Linked DNA regions of Homo sapiens: region 1 is linked to region 2. Evidence: chromatin contacts called from ENCODE Hi-C or POLR2A ChIA-PET data. All regions are on one chromosome and are shown on one strand. Each heading gives the region's core, a stretch centred on a gene start or an enhancer-like site at or near the end of the contact. The rest is flanking DNA. Distances are from core to core; before and after follow the strand shown.

Region 1 (5,147 bases), core at 1,615-4,114, 170 kb before region 2:
TTACAAGTATCTGTTTAAGTTTCTGCTTTCAGTACTTTTGAGTATGTAACTGGAAGTGGAGTTGCTGAATCATATGGTAATTCTATGTTTAGCTTTGTGAGGAAGCATCATACTGTTTCCACGGTGTCTGCTGCACCCTAGCAATGCACGAGGGTTCCGAGCCCTCCATATCCTTATATGCTTGCAAAGGATATGTGTCTTTTCCTTTTTTTTTTTTTTTAATAATAGTCATTCTGATGGGTATGAAACAGCATCTCATTGTGGTTTTGATTTGTACTTATGCATAGGTTTTTTAAAACTATGTTTAAACAGAGTGTACTTATTTTTCATCCTTGATCAGTTAATATTTTGTCATGTTCTCTTTTTGCCTTTCAAAGGACTTTTTTTGTTTTTTATTATATATGGACAAATTATAGTTGCAAATACTTAAGGGGGTACAAAGTGATGTAATGATGTTTGAACTCAATGTGGAATGATTAAATCAAGCTACCTAACCTATTCACCTCAAATATTTAACTTTTTTATAACATTTGAGATTTTCTCCTAGTGATATCGAAATGTACAGTATGCTATTATTGTATTTACCATGCTGTGGAATAGCCCTCAAAAAAGGAAGAAATTCTGTCATTTGCGACAACATGAGTGGAATTAGAAAACATGCTAAGTGAAGTAAGCGAAACACAGAAAGACACCACATGTTCTTACATATGTGGGATCAAAACAATCGAATTCATAGAGGCAGAAAGTAGATGAGTGGTTACCAGGGGCTGGGGGAAATGGTAACGTGATGGTCAAAGGGTACCAAGCCTCAGGAGGAGTAAATTAATTTATTTTTGAGATCTAAAATGACTAATTTTAATAGCTTTTTTCTGGGATCCATCCTGAAGTTACCAGTTTTCTGAAGAAAAGCATTTGAACCAAGAATCCAAATGTGGGCTTCACTACAGAAAGGAGAAACACAGGGCAAAACTGTGTCTAGGCGCCCCTGAGACCACCCCAGGAGGACTGTTGGGCTCCCTGTGACCTGTTTTGGAACTCTGGGGGAGCTTTATCAGGGAATACACTTGCTGGAAGCTGCAGAATATGGGAGAGACTCCGATTGTAACAGGCAAGTTTCTGGTGAGACAAAAATGGATTAAACCAAGACTAATGCCAGGCATCAGAGACAGCAAAATCATCCAATTTATCATCCTTCCCTCAAGGCTGAGAGGTTTTTAAGTAGTTTGGAAAAACTTGGAAAGGGATAGGGAAAGCTTGAGAATAATTTAAAAACTTGTCCCCTGCAGGCCAGTTTGCTAAAAGCCGAGTTTTACCAAAAGGCTAAAGCAGTAATTAAAGCAAAAAGCCTTTGAAAAGGAATCTTGAACTACCCCATTAACAGAGATTACAGGGTATGGTTAGTAAACACCAGAGTATTTAAAAGAGAGTAGTGACACAGAAATGAATGCCTTGTGAAAAGACGAATTTGGTCACCACAAATTATAGAAACTTTCAGAATATACAGAGAATGCCTGTAAGCCAAATGGAACTGTTGGTAGAACTGAGTTAAAAAGTGTTTTCTGTAGAGTTTCATTTGTAAACGTGATTTTTAAGAGTACAAGCTGAATATTACTTAAAATGCCAGTAGGAAAAAAAGTCACACCCCTTTCCTAGTAACTGCTTTTTGAACCTGAAGTTTTTGGAAAGAAGCATCGGTTTCTGAGTATGATCTGAAAGTACTGGCTTTAATAAGGTCTTTCTCCGAGAATTGTTGCTTATCTTACAAGGCAGAAGTGACAAGGATGGTACTCAGCACTGGGGCATTGGGTATCAATGGTGAGCTCATCTCTGTTTCAGGAAGGAGCTGACCAGCGACATCTCATTCCAAAAATTGCCAGATAGATGCAGCACTGAGCTGCCTCCCAGGTCATCCCAACTGATTAATGTGGAGATCTGCAGACTAAAGCAAAGAGAAAAGTGATTTGAATGGACCTGAGGGACTTTATCCTCCACTATGAGGTTGCAGGGGGTGCCTTCTGTGACGGTACCTTTGTAAGTTATTACAAACCTACTGGTGGAAAAACCTTGACTGAGTTCCACTCTGAATCCCAGTTGTAGAAGCATCATGAAATTGAGCACAGGAAAGACTAGGAGTAGGAAGAACTGGGTTTCGGACTCAGATTTGCCTGTTATTCGCCTGAGATGTCTGGCGTTGGTTGCTTGCCTTTCTGCAAGGATTGTAGGGTACCGTCCAACGCATCTTGTATGTGGGGACATTTTGGAAACACATAATACTGTGTAAGCATTGTTATTAGTAGGTAAAATGGTAAAACTGAAATGAAACAACGCCCTGCCCAGCCCCGCCACCCTAACAACTCATTTCCCCTTTAGGCATTTTCTTGTCAGTGGGTACAACACTTCTGTCAGTATCTTTGGCTCTGAGGAAGTCAGTGGAATGAATGACTTCAAGTCTTTGAAAAATAAATTCATGGCTTACTGTGGGCAGTAATTTGTTTTATCCCAAAGCCGGTAATGTGAGGTATTTGAACCAACCACAAATTAATTATCCTACTATATTTGCAGCAGTGTTAGGGTTACAGGTACAACCTAAGCACCATTGCCATATCATTCTGTTTCTGGACAATTAATAACATGCAACCGTGTTGGGACAACAAATCAGTGCTAACCTCTCTGGGGAAACTCAAGTGCAATTGTGAGATGTAAATCTCCATCCACAGGCTCTGCAAAGGGGGAAATATAGGAGTGGCTACTTACTATGTGAAATGCACAGACATGACTAAGAGTAGAGAGTTGTATATTCTGCCTCCCAAAATCCTCCTCATGTGGCTTTCTCCAAAGCCTTCTCAGAGGACACTGAATTCACCTAGGAACTTCGAGAAATGTGAGATGATTCAATTCTGTTGGCAGCAGTGCCTTTCCTGTTACTGATTACTGGCTACCCGGGAGCTCATTTCCTTTGTACTGAGTCATGTGCACTCAGAGAGATATGACCAGGGAGTGATGTTATAGAAATTGCGTAAGTGTAGAGAAAAGGTTTGGTTCCCTTATTTTGCATGATGATCTCTCACTGTGCATTTTATTATGTTTATATTTAACTATGAAGTAATTGCTATTACTGCACTACTGTGTTTGATGCCTACCCTGTGTCAAACATTAGGTATTTTACGTTTATTATCTCCAATCCTAAGTAATGCCTTCAAGCTAGGTAGGTTTATTGATGAGGAAACCGGTGTGGATAGGTCAAAATAAACTGTTTTAGGCCATGCAGGCTGAATTTGAAATCATCTAATCACCTTTGTAAATCTGACAGGGCCTGAGCTCTTTAGGTCAAACCTGCTGCCTCCCATGTTTAGGGGAATAGGCTTAAGAAGTTCAGGGAAAGTACTTGCCTGTTGAGGCATGTTTTCTTAGTTACAAAGGGCTTAAATTGTTTTGTGGGTATGTGAAACATTCTTCCCAGAAGCTGAAAGCCTCCTAGGGATTCCCTCGTTCTGTGTTTTGCCCATTCTTTAAGTCACGGATGCCCAATGTGAAGAGATCACATATGTTCATGATGCCCCGTGATCATCATTGTCATGCTGTTGCCTGAAGGGGGACCAGGAATAGATTGGCATCCTGGATTTTGTGACTTAATAGTTGATTCATTGGATAAATGGTTGTCTCATTCTTTTTTTGTTAATGGCTTTATTGAGGTATACTTTAAATGCCATAAAATTCACTCATTTTAAAGTATAGACCGAAATGATTTTTTTGTGGGGGAGTTTTCCTTGGGAGACAGGGTCTTGCACTGTCACCCAAGCTGAAGTGTAATGACACCATCTTGGCTCACTGCATCTTCTGCCTCCGGGCTCACCTCAAGCCATCCTCCTATCTCAGCCTCCCCAGGAGCTGGGACTACAGGCATGCACCATCACGCCCGGCTAATTTTTGTATTTTTTGTAGAGACTTGATTTTGCCATGTTTCCCAGGCTGGTCTTGAACTCCTGAGCTCAAGGAATTCACCCGCCTAGGCTCCTAAAGTACTGGGATTACAGGCGTGAGCCACCGCAACCGGCCTTGAATGATTTTTAGTAGATTTACAGAGTGGTGCCACCATTGCCACAATCTAATTTGGAAATACTTCCATTGCCCCAAAAGAAACTTTGCAACAGTTGTGTCAGTTTTAAACTGCTCTTTTAAGGTACCCTTCTCTGATGTGCTATTAGGTTCTCTAGCTGGCTATGAAGAAGAAGAAATCATCTTTGAAAATTATTTAAGTAAAATTTTTTTATTTTAATTTTTGTGGGTACATAGTAGGCATATATATTTATGGGGTACATGAGATGTTTTGGTACAGGCATGGAATGTGTAATAATCACATAATGTAAAATGGGATATCTTCCCTGAAGCATTTATTTTTTGTGTTAAAAACAATCCAGTTATATTATTTAATTTTAATCAAACAATATAGCACTCACCATATGTCAGGCACTGTTCTAAGTGCTTTGTGAAGATTAACTCATTGAATTCGTTGATTCCTCTTGACACACTTTGAGAAAGGTACTCTTAATATTTGTATTTTACAGATAGAGAAACAGAAGCATAGAAAAGGTAAATAGATTGGCCAGTGTCACAGAGCTGGTAATGATGGAGTTGGGAATCAAAACGTGTTATTCTAAGCACTCTAAAGCACCTGATGAGACCAGAAAGAATGGGGGAAGCAGTAGCTAACTAGATGGATGGAAGGCATCAGGAAGAGTAAAAGCCAGTACCTTCTAGGAAACAGCCAGAGCTTCAGATAGCCCTGGGTCTCAGATGCCTTAGTACAGAATAAAATAAGATCCGATAAATCCATCCTGGTGGTCTGCATGGCATTTGTCAGTAATCTAGGATTCCTCTGTCCATTTACCCTCCTCTTCTTTGCCTTGGTATCATAGGGAGCAAAACATGCTTTGATGGACTTTTGCTTTCTATATTGGACCTCAGAGAGCTAGAGTGATGTGCTTTTGAGGTCCCTTACCTGAGGGAGTTGGGGGTTGGGGGTGTCTGTGTTCTGGTCAAAAGGTCCTTGGTGAAGGTCTGAAAAGCCTGGTCTGGAATGATCTGTGGGAGGAACTGGGCCCATTGCCCCATATCCTTAGCCCACCTCCTTCCTCTTCTTTTGCAAA
Region 2 (5,964 bases), core at 2,222-4,721:
ACCCAGGCTGGGGTGCAGTGGCGCGATCTCAGCTCACTGCAACCTCCGTCTCCCGGGTTCAAGCGATTCTCCTGCCTCAGCTCCCGAGTAGCTGGGACTACAGGCGAGTGCCACCACGCCTGGCTAATTTTTTTGTATTTTTAGTAGAGATGGGGTTTCACCATATTGGCCAGACTGGTCTCGAACTCCTGACTTCGTGATCCGCCCACCTTGGCTTCCCAAAGTGCTAGGATTACAGGCGTGAGCCACTGCGCCCGGCCTCCCTCTGGTAATATTTTATATGGCTAGATTTGTCTTTTCTAAAGATGCTCAGTTATCTTTTGTGTAACATCTCTCCAGACTACCACCTTTTCTTCAAAACTGTGAAACAGAATCAGAACTGTTTGGAATTGCCAGCAGACTGTTGAGCAAATATACTTTTTACAGTGACCCCGTTACAGGGTTAGGGGAGTTTGTTAGAAAATAAAAGGTTTCAGGCCAGGCGCAACGGCTCATGCCGGTAATCCCAGCGCCCTGGGACACCAAGGTGGAAGGACTGCTATAGCCTGGGAGTTCACAATTAGCATGAGCAACATGGTAAGACCCTGCCTCTACAGAAAATACAAAAATTAGCCAGGCATGTTGGTGCACGCTTGTGGTCCCCGGTACTCAGGAGGCTGAAGCCAGAGGATTGCTTGGGTCTAGGGGGTCAAGACTGCGGTGAGCCGTGATCACACCGCTGCACTCCAGCCTGGGCGACACAGCGAGAACCTGTCTCTAAAGAAAAGATAAGGCAGCCAGGTGCGGTGGCTAACGCCTGTAATCCCAAAACTTTGGGAGGCTGAGGCAGGTGATCACAAGGTCTGGAGTTAGAGACCATCTTGGCCAACGTGGTGAAACCCCTTCTCTACTAAAAATACAAAAAATAAGCCGGGTGTGGTGGCACGTGCCTGTAGTCCCAGCTACTCAGGAGGCTGAGGCAGGAGAATCGCTTGAACCCGGGAGGCAGAGGTTGCAGTGAGCCTAGATCGCGCCACTGCACTCCAGCCTGGTGGCAGAGCGAGACTTCGTCTCAAAAAAAAAGAAAAGATAACTCATGATTTCCGTGCCACAGAAGTTTGTATTGCCTTGAGAAAGGTAGGACTGACTTTAATAGGTATTTAGTTGAGGACCAAATATACACTAAGGTCAACACTAGGAGGACAGTAATTTAAAACTTTAAGAATTGTGCATGTATTTATATTTTTATACCTAATTGTAATTTAAACCAAAATGTTAGGTGTTATTGACAATGAATGTGTGTATTGAGCTTGACTCTCTATGTGAGTCAAGTTCAAATTTCATTTGAAATTTAAACTCTTGTAAAACATAAGCACATTTTTTATTGATGTGGGGGTCTCTCGTCAATAAGGGCTTTGTTTGTTGGTTTCTTTTAAACCAGCAATTCTCTTCAGAAAGAAAGCATGAGCAGAGTTCAGAATCAATTCCATTTTCTTCTTTATTGTCAACATTAGTGTATTTATGTCATGTACATAAAAAGGCATATACATATGCAGAAATAGTAAGGCTACTATTAGTTAATTTTCTATTTAATAAAAAATTTGTTTGTTTATTGTTTCCTTAGTGCTGGCAGACTAGTATATATTATTTTGTTAATTCTTAGATGCACCATCTGAGGTAGGAACATAGAGGGAGAGCTCAGAGCAAATGGGCCTACTGACGTCTCTAGTAAATGGCAACTCTGGGATTTTTACACAGATCCATTTAACTCAGAGTTCATATACAGCCTTACATAACATGTCTCACATTCCAGGCACTTTCCACACATGTTCGTATATTGTCCTCAATTTTCCACCGAAAAGCAAACCTAATGGGAATGGTTAGAGATTGGATAGATTATTGGGGTGTTTAAAATTACTGGTAAAATTCAGAACAGACCATACTGTTTGTACAGGGCCCAGTGGGAGAAGTGGGTAGGTCCTGAGCAGGGTGATCAGGAAGGGAAGAGACCTGATTTGATGGAGAGAATTCTGGGAGCAGAGAGATTGGCATGAAATCTGTCTCAAAGGCAGCATAAGTCAGAATATATTTGTTCTTTAACCAGGAAAAATATCTGACCAGGGTCCATGTTACAGAACAAAACATGGCAAGAGGCAGGCATGAATGAGGTTCTGAGGAAACAGTGGTGGAGAGACTGGAAACCTGTGATTAAAACAAACAAACAAACAAACAAACACCTCAACTAGAAGATAGATACAAATAGAAGGGAAAAAAGAGAAAGGGAAGAAATTCACAGTTACATAATACTTTACAGTTTAGAAAATGCTATATATATATATTGCATTTGATTCTGTGGAAATCTGCAAAAAGCCTTTTATGTAATTTGGATAAAACTTTAGGAGTATTGTGTAGCTCTGCAGAAAATACAGTAGAGGGGAGAGATGCTGGAGTCTGGAAGACAGGTGGTTCAGTTGTCAAATGACTCAGCCTTGGACCCAGTTTGTGGCCATGGCAATGAATATGAAGCCAAAAAATGAAAGAAAAGGCAATAAGAGATAGGGTGATCCACCGAATATGAGAATGGACACGAGGAGAATAAGAATCTGTTCAAATAATATACACTTAATGAAGAGGAAAGTAGCCCAACTATAGTCAACAAATACAATCTGGGGATTTCTTTTTTCAGGCAAAGAAAATAAAACTTTTTTTTTAATTTATTTTTTTAGTGGGGGTGTAATGCCCGAGGTCAGATTCTTAGCTGTGCAATGAAGGTAATGAATGAGAGAACAAGTTTAAACAGAGGTGACTAGGGAGAGAGAGAGAGAGAGAGAGAGTGTGTGTGTGTGTGTGTGTGTGTGTGTGTGTGTGTGTGTGTGAGAGAGAGAGAGAGAGAGAGAGAGCGAGAGAGAGCCAAATGGGGATTGTAACTAAGTAACTAAGGAGGAAAACTCCCCCACAGGGACCCCAGTCCAGAAGGAAAAGAGTGAAGAGACAAGGTTAGAATGGGCTAGAAGGATGCTCAGAAGAGACCAGCACAGTACAAAGGGGAAGGTGGTCAAGAGGATGAGAGGATTCCTGGTGGGTCTGGTATATTGTGATGTAAGTTTTTGCTTTAGGTGAGAAGTTAGTCAAGTGGTTTTTATATATCTTCCAAGTCTACAATTTTATGATTCTATATAAAACTTTGTGTACACATGCCTATGTATGTAACATGTATTGTGTGTACCTATTCAAATAGTTCCCTCTAAGAAAGATTAAGTGCTTCTTTGACTGCAGATATGAAAACAAGGTACCTAGATAATAAAATGATAGGTGCTTTCATTTTTCAAACAAGAACAAAAACTGACATGTTTGAGGCCAGTTGGCAGGAGAGCAACAATCCTAAAAGAGATCACTATGACTGCAGACAGTATTGTGACTTCCGGCCTAAGTTCCCTTTTATGACTACTTGGAAGGTGGCTGCGTCAATCCCTTGGCTCAAGTTTCATTTCAAAAATCTGCCATGTGTCTAAGGACGTCGCTGTTTCCCTAGACTGAGAGTGAGCTGGCTGTGCTGGCCATGCTGTTAGTACCACCGCACGAGGTACTGTTGAGGACTTGTCTGTGGAAGAAGCATCCCTGGCTTGTGTAGCTTTTGAAAGATGGAGCTTTTGAGTCTTGATTTAAGCTTTTAGTTTCCCAGCTCCCCTGTCCTACCCCAAACTGTTCTGCCCACTGCAGCTCAACAGCCATTCTTTATTCCTTTCAACACAGTGGTATATGTGGCTACTGCCCAGCTCTTTAATTCTATGTATCAGTCTGCCAAGAATATATAGTCAGACTCGGTTTTCATTCACAATTGACTGAAACACACTCACTAGAAGAAAATAGCCCAGTGGTTCCTACTTATGGTCCAACAGTCACTGTCAGTCACCCTTCATCTTGCAGTTGAGCTCTCTGACAAGATGTTCCCCGCAAACTCTGCGTCACAGGGGAGTGGAAATGGCCAGTCATGGTAACATGAGCTTTAGGCTCTGTGTTGTTTTGGCAGTTTGGTTTTGGCAGTGGAAAATAAGGGCTCCTTCCCTGCCAATAACTGTACTAGCAACACATGTGATATCCCAGATTTACTGGTTCACCACCAAGAACAACACTGAATTTTTCATTTCATTTTCAACTATTTTCCAGGAATAGATGTAAAATTAGTAAATGGTGCTTTCTATGTGGAACGTGTCAAGAACATGTTTAGCACATTGGTAAAAGATAATGATCTTTTTGTTCCTTGTGTATTTGTTCATGATTGATTGATTGATTTGATTGTTGTTGCTTTTGAGGCAGAGTCTTGCTCTTGTCACCTAGGCTGGAGTGCAGTGGCGCAATCTCGGCTCACTGCAACCTCCACCTCCCGAGTTCAGGCAGTTCTCATGCCTCAGGCTCCTGAGTAGTTGGGACTACAGACACGCCACCACGCCCAGCTAATTTTTGTATTTTTAGTAGAGACGGGGTTTTGCCATGTTGGCCAGGCTGGTCTCGAACTCCTGACCTCAAGTGATCTGCCTGCCTTGGCCTCCCAAAGTGCTAAGATTACAGGCATGAGCCACCATGCCCGGCCCATGATTGTTTGATATTATGGTGTCAGGCGTCCCAGACAAATTTGTTTACTTGGGTGGATTCATTCAGTATGAATTTCTGAACTTTGAGGAATGTGTGTTCTATATATTTTTTTTCCCATGCGGAGGAGATCTCTTTCTGTCCCTTTCCCATATTCTTGCTTGAAATCTAACATTCACCTGGCTTTGGGAAAAGAACATCTTCTAGCCTTATAATGAGTCTAATGTGACAGAGTGGGTACATCCCAGAGATAATCAGAGAACAGTTAGGGGCTGTTTCCATCCAACCTGATAAGTACCAGGGATTGTACCTGGCCTTATTAAACAGAAGAATTGCAAGGAAGTCTTTTTTTTTTTTTTTTTTTAGACCAAGTCTCACTCTGCTGCCCAATCTGGAGTGCAGTGGCACCATCTCGGCTCACTGCAACCTCCTCCTCTCAGGTTTAAGCGATTCTCCCGCCTCTGCCTCCAGAACGGCTGGGATTATAGGCATGTGCCACAACGCCTGGGTGATTTTTTTTTTTTTAGTAGAGATGGGGTTTTGCCATATTGGCCAGGCTGGTCTTGAACTCCTGACCTCAAGTGATCCGCCCACCTCGGCCTCCCGCAGTGCTGAAATTACAGGCATGAGCCACTGAGCCCGGCTGTCTTTTTTTTCTACCTTGGAAAATGGTGGAGGGCTCCTTTCTATATGAAGACACTATTGGTCTCTGTGTGATGTGGCTTCATTTTTATGCAGAGATGGTACATTTAGTAGTTCTTTGTATGGTATGGTTGATTCCCAAACAATCTTGCAAGGAATTTTACTATTAGTTATCCATTTATTTGCTTCTTTAGATTTTAGGTTTAAGAATCCATCATCTTTGTAGAAATAGAGGCTATTCTGTAATCCAGTAGTTTCCAACTTTTGGCCCCTGGAGCCCTTTTTATGCTCTTAAAAATCACTGAGGTCCCTAAAGAGCTTTTGTTTATGCAAGTTATATGTTGATATTTTCCATATTAGAAATTACAACAAAATTTCAGGCCAGGCATGGTGGCTCACGTTTGTAATCTCAGCACTTAGGGAGATTGACTCGTAGAAGATAGCTGCATTCTTAGATCTGCTTCTGCGTTTAGTCACTTCTGCTGTTGTTTTTGTTGAAGTAGATGAAGAAAATTTAGCCTCACACAGATATGTAGATGAAATAGAATTATGTCAACAGCATTTTCAGATAATAGTGGGCATTCTTCTTTGATACTATACAAACACTAGACAAGTAGTAATTTCTTAAAGGTTAGTCACAAAGTAGAATCCGAAATCGTATCGATGAACTTTTTCCATACTGTTGCATTAAAATCTATTTGCCTATATTGCACCTTGAATGAATTTATAAATTTGTAACAACATTCAGTGATC

The links. Hi-C counts contacts between places; a loop is a spot of excess contacts on that map. ChIA-PET counts read pairs that join two places held with the same protein, here RNA polymerase II (POLR2A). Pooled maps may share reads with other maps.
Region 1: a pooled map shows a loop between it and region 2 (2.1-fold over the local background). The contact joins two enhancer-like sites. A Hi-C loop is called at or near these places in 4 of 50 pooled maps. POLR2A ChIA-PET finds 5 or more read pairs at or near these places in 7 of 52 experiments (A673, BJ, H1 and 4 more).

Annotation. Positions count from the first base shown.
Region 1 is chr2:152,418,772-152,423,918 of GRCh38, forward strand. All of the region lies in intron 1 of FMNL2 (formin like 2), which reads left to right. Among named protein-coding and RNA genes, the nearest start is that of FMNL2, 86 kb to the left of the region's middle. RefSeq lists an enhancer at 4,902-5,147. Within about 2 kb of position 2,865, at least 15 of the 41 ENCODE cell types and tissues checked have a DNase peak (open chromatin) inside an H3K27ac peak, as active enhancers do.
Region 2 is chr2:152,591,049-152,597,012 of GRCh38, forward strand. All of the region lies in intron 9 of FMNL2 (formin like 2), which reads left to right. Among named protein-coding and RNA genes, the nearest start is that of PRPF40A, 120 kb to the right of the region's middle. Within about 2 kb of position 3,472, at least 8 of the 41 ENCODE cell types and tissues checked have a DNase peak (open chromatin) inside an H3K27ac peak, as active enhancers do.